Linked DNA regions of Mus musculus: region 2 is linked to region 1. A link is a loop called in an ENCODE intact Hi-C map of the cell type or tissue named here. Cell type or tissue: heart. All regions are shown on one strand.

Evidence for each region. Peaks named below come from ENCODE experiments on the same cell type or tissue, not always from the same donor. Only the 100,000 strongest peaks of a DNase experiment are listed, where the experiment ranks them.
Region 2: it touches region 1 in a loop (6-fold over the local background); 4 of 42 quality-filtered maps call a loop at or near these places.

The regions. Positions count from the first base shown.
Region 1 is chr2:118,109,156-118,114,155 of GRCm38, reverse strand. It overlaps Thbs1 (thrombospondin 1), which reads right to left and starts at 2,280. Exons shown (of 22, transcript NM_011580.4): 1 at 2,081-2,280; 2 at 1,447-1,541; 3 at 627-1,186. The coding sequence starts at 1,513. Gm13986 (predicted gene 13986) reads left to right here and starts at 2,954. Exons shown (of 10, transcript NR_126479.1): 1 at 2,954-3,459. In heart, CTCF peaks have their summits at 2,715 and 2,923 (motif pointing right); DNase peaks (open chromatin) are centred at 905, 2,355, 2,895 and 3,425; H3K4me3 peaks cover 3,290 bases; H3K27ac peaks cover 3,111 bases.
Region 2 is chr2:118,036,499-118,041,498 of GRCm38, reverse strand. Gm13986 (predicted gene 13986) reads left to right here. Exons shown (of 10, transcript NR_126479.1): 5 at 4,074-4,954. Among named protein-coding and RNA genes, the nearest start is that of Gm25308, 39 kb to the left of the region's middle. In heart, no CTCF peak of the experiment used is centred here; a DNase peak (open chromatin) is centred at 1,908.

The sequences.
Region 1 (5,000 bases):
GGAGCATTTTACAAAGAATCCAGTTTTCAGGCTGCTTGGGGTACACAGGAAATGGAATTTGATCCCAAGTCTGGAGGACATGATACTCTCCAGTGACAAAGAGTTAATGTGGGCGTTCAAAGCCACGCTTGTAAGAAAAAAAAATATCTGAAAGTTAAGGCAAGTAAGGAGTCCCAGAGGCACATGACTGGACTGTTATTCATGTCTTGCCTTAGATCCATACTGAAAGCACCCAGAACACCCTGCCCAGGGACTCAAATACTGACAAAGTATCCTTTTCATGCCCTATTAAAACTGCTAGGTACATTTGATACAAGTTACTTTCCTAAGGGCACAGGGAGTACCCCATTCTGAAACAGGCTGAGTGTAATAGGAAAACCATTTCTTATCTCTCCTGATAGCTTTGAAAGCATGGGTCCCAGGTCCTGGCACCATTACAACTTATTTCTTATTAGGAACAAAATTTCTCGGGTCCCTATCAAATCTGAAACCCTGGAGTTTTGGGTCATCTGTAATATGATTTAACCAACCTTCTGGGGGTGTCTGTTCCTCTTTACATTTGAGAATCATTTTTAGTCTACCGATATTAATTCCACATAGCCCTTGTGACAGGTAAGAAGATTTACCTGAAAATTGTCATTGACATCTCCCTTTGCAACTCGGAGCCTGGCAACGCTGGCCAGATCCCTGGTGAAGATGCTCTGGATGGGTACATCCAGCTCCGCGCTCTCCATCTTATCACAGTCTATGTAGAGTTGAGCCCGGTCCTCTTGAACAAACAGCGTGATGCTCTTCCACTGGCCAGTGGCCAGGAGAGCTTCCTCCACTGACACCACTTGTTGCTTCCCTGGCAGGCTCAGGCTCAGGTCCAGGGTGCCAGCTTTGCCGTTGGAGACCACACTGAAGATCTGGCCAGTGTTGTCTTTCCGTTCCACAGCCAGGAGTGTGCCCCGGGTCTTCTTCATCTGCCTCAAGGAAGCCAGGAAGATGAAGCCTTTGTCGGCCCACACAGCGTCCAGTAGGTCTTGGAACTTGTCATCCGGCACAGCGGGGATCAGGTTGGCATTCTCAATGCGGAAGGCGGGGCTGGATAGATCTTGGCCCTTCACCAGTCGGCGACCGGGGCCCCTTCGTGCACCTCCAATGAGTTCAAAGATGTCAAACACACCGTTATCTCCCCCAGACTCTGTAAGGAGAGAGAAGACAATCGGCTTTCTAGGCTAGGTATAAGGGGGTAAAGTTCTGGCTGTGAGGAGCCAAGGTGGGAACTCGTGACAATAATGGCAATTATGGAAAGCTGAGCGAGGGAAGCTGCATCCTTATCAGGAGATAAGGACTCCAAGGAAACACAGGAGCTATCGAGAGAGAGAGAGAGAGAGAGAGAGAGAGAGAGAGAGAGAGAGAGAGAGGAGAAGGGGGAGGAAAATGAATATATCACAAACTCACCTGGAATGCGGTTGCTTCCACACATATGCAACAGGAACAGGACACCTAGTCCCCGCAGGAGCTCCATGGTGGAGCCTTTGTGCCCAACACGGAGCCTGTAGCAAGAAGCACAGGAGGCCAGAGTCAGAGACCAGGAAGCAAGGTGGAAGGGCAGAGGTGTGTGTGTGTGTGTGTGTGTGTGTGTGTGTGTGTGTGTGTGTGTGTTTCTTCTTTTGCCCCATATGTGCTGAAAAAGAAGGGTTTACTTTCCAAACGGTATCCAGTATAAAAAGAGCGCCAGAGGCAGGGGGATTGTTGGAGTTCCAGGATAAAGGGTATAAAGTGACTTGGGTCCGTCCCCTCCCCCCCGCCCCTTTAGACAAGATTACAGAATGTATTTTGGATGGCGACAGTCAGGGGTAACCTGGAGACTACTGGGGAGAAAATCTTGGGGTGTCTTGGAGGTATAGTTTGTGAACCCGAAGGCTGAAGAGAACCAGCTCCGGAAAGTTCTTTCCAGGGGATAGACGGGGCAGGATAAAGGAGTTAGGAAAACCAGAAGGGGAAGAGTAGGAGATGAGGAGTAGCGCTGATCATCTGCAGCCTGGGGCTTTGAGGTGGCCGGCCAGGTGCTCCGCAGAGGCGGGAGGTTTACCTGTGTGCACCGGGGCTCAGTAACCCGGAGAGGTGGCAAAGGTGAAGTGAAGGACAAGGACGCTGAGTCCGGTGAAGACGCTGAGACTGCCGGTGCGCCGGGAGAGACCGTGGCAGAACTGGATAGCAGCTTCGCGATTGCCTGCAGAAGTCCGATGAGGCTGGCTGACTCCAGGCAGTGGCTGGCTTGACTGAGGAGCCCAGGACCTTTTAAAGAGGCAGGAAGCAGGGAGGGGGGAGGGTTCTCGGGGGCGGGGGCGGGGGACGGGGACGGACGGGTTCATTTCTCCGCCCCCTGCTGCTTGGCGCACAGCTCTCGGGCTGAAAGTGAAGGGGGAGACTCCGATCCCGCACAGGAGCCCTGGAACTTGTCAGAAAAATAGGTCTCCGCCCACGCAGCCTTGGCGTACTCAGCCTTTAGCGCTTAGGATCTTGCGCCATGTGAACTGGAGACGTTCTGCATGAGAGTCCCCAGACGCGATGCTTCTTTGGGGACCACCTAAGACCCTTTAGGGAGGCTTTCATTAAAGCACATCTCCTTGAATAATTCCATGACAGAGACGCTTGGGGATCGAGACAGTCTGGTTTAAAAATAAAAGAGGGCAAAAGGTTGGACCCCTTAAAGGAAGCTGCCTCCTGAGTCAATCCTGGTGGGTGGGGGATCCCATGTCATCTATACTTTGCGCTTCACTCCTGTCCCGCACGCCTGCCTTCCGTCTGACTCACTAAGGGTGTCAGCACGGTGTTGCACAGGGCCAGCAGGACCGTGCACGGAGGTCGCCTTCCGACTCACTGTCCAAGTCGAGAGTTTTTTCCCCAGTTCTACTTTGCTTCCTCAGATGGCCGCTTGGGGGCGGTATATGTATTCTGATTTAGGGGATCCTTTCGGAGAGTTTTTAGCGGCATTTTAAGGAAGCGAATTTATATCCCGCTCCCTCAAGGCAAAATTGAAATTGTGTCTTGAAAAACAATTTTGTGCCCACTCGTGTTTCTTAACGTGACTCCCGATAGGAGAATTTGCTGAACCATCTGGCTCCAGGATCTTACACTATTTACAGAACGGACCCGTAGAGTTATAAATTACTCTCTACCTATTATTTTATTTCCCATCTTTCTCCCTAAACAGTTTTTTTTTCATTTTTTCGGCTCCCAAAACCGAGGTGTGGTTTACATTTCTGTGGGTATACACTTTTCCATCAGTAGACTGCTGCCTGATCCTTTGTCTCTGAAGTCTGGTCTCAATGCCATCGGTCCGGAGCCAAGATGACTCCAGCTGCCTGGAATTCCATTCATCTCTTTGGGAAGGGACGTCAGCGGCGGCGATGCTTCTCCAGCTGTGGCCCTGCGTGAGCAGGCTTGGCTCTGAGTCCAGGGATCCAGGTAAAAGCATCACCAAATAAGGATCTTGGCAGAATCAGGGCGGGGCCGGCTGAGGGACAGCTGGGGCTCCCTCCCCTTATCAGTTACACCTGGCTGGACTCCCAAACCTTGGAAACACCCAGGACTTTATGCTCATCACACAGCAATTTCACTTTCCTTGTGTGGGAGGGAGTGTTCGGTGACAAGGTGTGTGAGTGTGCGTGGTATGTGTGCGTACACGCAAGGAGGGGCTTACAGAGTGTTTCCTAGTTACTCCGGGTACACAGCTACACAGCCAGTGCCTCTTGTAGATAAGTACGTTCCCAAGATGTGTTTGTTTATTAGACTTCAGATACTCAGAGCCAGCAGTAAAAGTTTCTACTGGTTGATTAGTCAAGTTAGATTCCTGCCCTTGAAGTCACAGGCCCTGACTCAGCCACTGAATCTGAAGATTCGGGATCATCAGGCAGGCTTGCTCTTCGCTTCCAGTTCCTTCCGCAGGTCCTCTTTGCTTTGTGGAAGGCGATTGCTTTAAATATCCTGCTCAGCACTAATTCTTCCTGCAGGAACCTTTGGGACTGCCCTGGGAGGGCTGGTCTTGAGACCCTCTTTCCTCATGAGTTTTGTACCACAGAGGTGAATGTCAGCGGCCCACAGACAAGAGCTTCTCTCCTTGTGTAAAGCCACCAACTTCCCTAGGCCCAGCTACACCTTGCTGATGGATCAGGAGCAATCAGGGTCTGCCCCTTTGGGCCATGTGCTGTCCAGACTGAGGGGGTGTGGACAGTTTGTAACTTGGCTCCTTTCAACAACACAATACAAGTTTTGACCTCCTCCACACCTTTCAGATAAGGCATTATGGGAGAGCTTTGTTGTACTGAAAGCTGGCAGTGGCCTAGGAGATGTTGAATACAAACATAGAGTCTTTCCCTAAACACAGCATGACAATCCAGCTGTCCTGGTTTGCAGGAGATGAGGTTCCTAGGCAGCTATGAGGTCTCACCCATATTCCCAATCACCACCACCCAAAGTCCCGATCATCATGTGCTGTGAGCAGATGACAGAAATTCAGCACACTCTTGGGATGTTGTAGAGAAGCAAGGGAAAAAGCAGGAGTTACTATCTTTAGTAGGGAGAATACAGTCTGTCTGTGTGAGTTCATATGTGTGTGTGTGTATATGTGCATGTGTATGTGTTTATGTGTGTGTTTGTGTATGTGTGTGTATGTGCATATGAGCATGTGTGCATGTATATGTTTGCCTGTGTGTACGCTACCCCCTTCTTGTGTGTGTGTGTCTCCTCAGTGAGTGCAAGCATGGATCCCCTCCTGCTTCTATACCTTATGTCTATTATTTTCACTTGTCTTCCATCCACCCTTCCTGTTAGGCCTCATGGTCCTCTGTCATAAATCCTACTTTCGTGCCCTCTCCCATTTAAATATAGATTGTGCATACTAGAGAAACTGTGACATTTGTCTTTCTAAGCCTGTCTTATCTCACTTAACATAATGATCTCTAGTTGCATCCATTTTCCCACAAATGTCATAACTTCATTATTCTTTA
Region 2 (5,000 bases), 73 kb after region 1:
TAATTAATGTTCAGAATCATTCATCAATTAGCCTTGAGTCTCACAACTAGTTAAGTTCAAGGCTGAGGTCAGAAGTCAGGTGTCCTGGTTTTCTGAGCGATGACTCCCTAGATGTTCCTCTCCTTCCGGCTTTCACTTTTACATTTCTCAGCAAGCCAGGAAATATACCTGAAAGTGGGGAAAAAGAGACAGAAAATAAAGCCCCGTTTTGCTTGGAAAGCCCCCCCCCCAAGAACAACCATTTATATGAGCAGAGTTAAATTGATGTGAGATGCAGTGAACTTCCTTGTTAGAGACTCTTGTTAAATACTTTCAATTGTTCCTGCTGGAAGACACATTGTTTTCTTGGAAGTGTAAGCCAGGAAGATCTACCTGTCAGTCGGTGTCAATGGCAGGTGAGGAGCTTGCCTGATAGAAATTCTAGTGAAGGAGAATGATGAGGTGTCTCAGTGGGTAATGATGCTTGCCACCAAACTCGATGACCCAAGTGTGAGTCTCAAGGTCCACATGGCAGATTGTGAGAACTGATTCCTGCAGGTTGATCTCTGACTCTCATTCCTGAAATACAAGGGACACCCAACACATGGACAGCCTCATCCCCTTTCATTTTGTCGAAATAAAAAGTCATAGTGAAAAAAAAATACCAAGATAATCTAGTACTATTGTATCAAAACCTGTTAGAATTGAACTCCTGATTCTTATTATTTCTAATAATTATTGGTGTCCATGAATGTCTACCATAGTAGGATGTGCACAGGGGAAACTTGACCAGAGAGAGACCCTGCCCTGCAAGGTAGAAATTTGAACTGCACCATCTGTATCATCCCTTCCTGTCACAAGAGATCCTGACCTTAACTGAGATCAAAGACTGAGTGAAGATTTCTAAGATAAAGCCAGAAACACTGTGGTTTGGGTTAATAGAATGGTGGGAGACCAACAAGGGATCACTGAAGAGAAGTCCTTTAGTGAGTTTCCACAAAGAGTTTGCATTCTCCATCATCTCAGAATCACTGGGATTCTTGTGGAACTTGGCACGCCCCTCCTGAGGATCTTAACACCCACCGGTGACTTACCTCAGGGGGAAGTTTGGAATCGGCTCCTTGTGACAGCTCTATTACTCTTGTAGCTGAGAATGAAAGCCATTGAAATAACAACAGCTGAGACAAATATCTGCATAATCTGCAGAGAGTAATCAATATTTGTAAGGGAAGTAACTTGGCAAGAGTGTGAACGTTCCTTTTCTGAAGTGTGTTTAACCTTGCAGGACCTTTTCCCTAGATTCTTAACCACGGTTTAATGCATATTCTCGGGTCAGTCTTCTTGGAGGTATCTAAGTCCCTTTTATCCTCCTAGAGTTTTGGTGTAATGACAGGAGGCCTGATGAAGCAAGGCAAAGAAATGGCTGGTTCTGTTCCCTGGAGCCCTCTCCATTGTGGGCATGTACTGTCTGATTAGCTCACTGGAGGCGCAGCTGCGAGCAGGCCTCATCTGCATGCCCCAAGGCAGAGGAGAAGGCTTCCTGTGAACTTCAGAACACATGTTGGCGTGGAAGGGACTTCTCATTCATTTAGAATTCCTTTGCTCCCAAATAAATGGCTGTAAATGGAGAGGAAGGGATATGATGTGTGACTAATTTCCCAGGAGGACCTAAATATCTCCACTTTGACCCCAGTGTCTTGCCTCCCCCATGTCCCCACTGAAAGGCTCATAGCAGCTTTATTACAAGGTAGGTGTTTGTGAGCCAGCTCAGGATGGGGACTAAGCACACCGCCCAGCAGGGGCGTTCTTTCCATGATGCTCAGGCCGTAGGATCTCTGTGATCTAAGCGAACAGGCAGTATGCACTGGGTTGATTCAGCCAAGGAAGTAACTTAGTGTGGCCTTATAAGGCCGTGGTTCCGGCGGAAGCAAGACTGTCTCTCTTCCATCTGAAGGCAGGCCTCTGAGCATTCCCAGATGACATCTGTGCTTTTTCCATCACACAGTTGGCCTCCTTGGCTCCTTGCGCCGCTTTGGTTGTGCAATTGGGACTTGGCAGGTTCTTTGGGCTGTGGAATCTGTACATTTTCAGCTCTGACATCTCAAAAATAGTCACTGAATCATCTTTATCAGCGTGGTTTATCGTAAAGCAGAAACTTTCTCCTCCACATCTTTCTTTTTACTATCTAGAACTAGAAACGTGATGATTTATGACGTAAGGAGGTTGCACGGAAAGAGGGCTGTCTTCAGGACTGGAGTAGGCCAGGTTCTACTCCAGGCTGCCCTCTTTCCTGTTGCAGGAACTTGAGCTTTATTTAGGGCCTCAGTTTAATCTTCTGTCAGGTGTAGAAAATAGTTGCTGAGCTAATGGAGAGATTAGATCCAATGTAAGCTAAGTGCTAGATAAATGTCTGGGCTCAGTACATTTTGTGTGAAAGAAGGCGTGGTTGAGCAAGCAGTGGTGATGTTTACACTGTAGAAATGAGGCTGGTGATGTAAATTGTGAGGTAAATCATATAAGCAATCACTTTAGCCCTCCACAAATCATACATGCACACAGACACACCACTTCTGTACACATACATATGCACATAGACTTTGGAAACCTAGACTTTTCTTTTGATGAGTAACTTGCTTCTGAGGCCAAGATTACACGTCTGTGAGTTAGGCCTCAGCCCTCTGTGTTTGTAGCTGTCTGGGAATGTCTGTGCTGGGTTCTCCTGATAGCTGTAGAGAGCAACCTGAGGCTTTCTCTTTGCAGGCATCAGGGGTGAGCAGGTATAATCTGAAGTCCTCGCTTCTAACTTTCACTGATGGCTGAGGTCTGACGCTAGGAGTTGGTCAGTGTTCTAGCTTTTGACGTATGAGAGGGTTTTTTTCCTCAGTCTTGGAGAATTATCCTATCACGGCAGCATCTGTGTTGTTCCCAACAGGGTTTATGACTGACTTTCTTTGGCACAGTGAAATAAGCCACGATCCTTTCCTCCACAAAGTCTCCCTGACATGATATTGGCCATTAGCTTTCTAATACACTTAGTCAAAGAGTTAGTGTCTAATAATTATAAAATACAAACAAATCAACGTAATGAAACAAAACAAAAGGCTGCTTGAGACAAACTTGTAAATTTGCCTCTTAAATTCTTTAGTCAGTAGATTTTTGAACCTCTCTATTGCAGCACCAAGTGGGAAAGACATGAAGGTTTCCAAGTTTGTATGTACGGAAAGGTCCACACTTTACTTCAGAAACATCAGCCAGCCGATGGTAATGGAGGAATGGGCTGGAGGGGCGTATGTCTGGAAGCTGAGGGGATAAGAATGTGCTGTGAAAGAGAGGACAGAGAGTCAATGTTGGCAGAAGCATTGATACACTGAAAATGTTGTTTGAGATAGAGTAACTGGACCTTGGTATTCTGTAACAGAAAGAAGAAAAAAAGATGGAAGACAGGATGATGCTTGTTTTTCTGACATGAGAAGACAGTCATATTTACTGAGGCAGAAGAATATCAAAGAGGGTCAGGCTGGAGGAAAAAGGCACTCCATGTTGAAACCTGAGGCGTCTATCTATCTACTGGCGATGTTGTATACATAGTTGGATATCCAGACCTGAAGCTCTGGAAAATTTGTTTTCTAAGTTGTGAAGTTATCAGCGCTAGACTGTCATTTAATTCAGGGGGGTTCATCTACCAAAAGGGTTTGATTGAGAAGTGGAGAGACACTTCTGGAGAGCCACTGTATTAAAGCTGGTGAAGGGGTGAGAAATTACAAAGGGAGAGGGAAGGAAAACAGATGGAGAGGAGGATGATGGGGAGATGAAGTAAAGATGGAGAAGTCAGGGTTTCAACACGAGGTGTAGGTCATCCGAGATGGAGACTGAGAGTTTCTTGTGGGGTTTACATGAGGAATTGCTGTTTATCTTTGCAAGAACGGTTTAAATGGATTAGTGCTGATGAATGGCAGAGATAAGTGCGCCGTGGAGGATATGGGAGGTGAACAGATGGACAAATGTGTGGGGGTGAAGACGCGGGGCACGAACTAGAAAAGCACGTGGGACAGGGCTGACTGGGAAAGCTTTGCTTTCATTTTGTTTTTTTTAAGACAGAGAGGCTTGAAGAAGAAAGGATCTTGAGATCCATGCTCCAGGAAGCAGCCTCATAAGATGGATGCCTCTTCCACTGTGAGACGAGATGGGGGACCCACAGAAGCTGGTGGCTTGAGCCGTTGGATGCATCCGGTTTTCCTGTCATCAGCTTTTCACCTCATTACCTCCTGCAGCTTTATGTTACTATTTAGATTATTATTTTTTAAAACATGAGGATTTTTTTAATGTTTAGAGTTGTGTATTCAATAAATTCAATAAACAGATAAGCAGTGATATAGCAAATACAGGCATTATAAAGATTTTTTTAAAAGTAAATGTCTGTTTAGAATAAAATGTTGTTATAAAAGCCAGAATTGGATTCTAATAAAACAATTTAATAAAACAAGGCACAATGTTTTAAGGCAAAACTTATAAAGAAAGTGTATAAAGTTAATATGATTCTATTAAAAATATCCTTTGTGGGAAGAGGCACAAGATTTAAATAGCTTATAAATTTGATACAATAGGATTATATCTTTTCCAAAAAACAAAATCCACTGTTGAATCTTATATCTGAGTTCCATTTTAATTGTGTACATATTTATGCAGTTATTTATAATACACAGACTTTAAGTACAGAAAACTATGATGTCAGAGCAGAGATAATAATTTGACCAAAATAAAAGGTGACATCTTTTCAGCATCTTTTGCTGGTCTTTGAAAGTCTTAACTTTAAAAAGTCAAGACTTGTTGTTTAAAAGACTTTTCCCATTGGGTTTTTGTTTCTCACAGACACAAAGTGGGCTCAAAGTGTAACATAACACAGGAGGATTTTCTGACCTGGGAATTTCTGCTGTGGTTGGAGCTATCTGCTAGAAATGACTTTCATGACTTAACTGTAAGTCCCAGGAGCTGGGTGTCTGTCTGTCTTGGAGTCCTGTGTA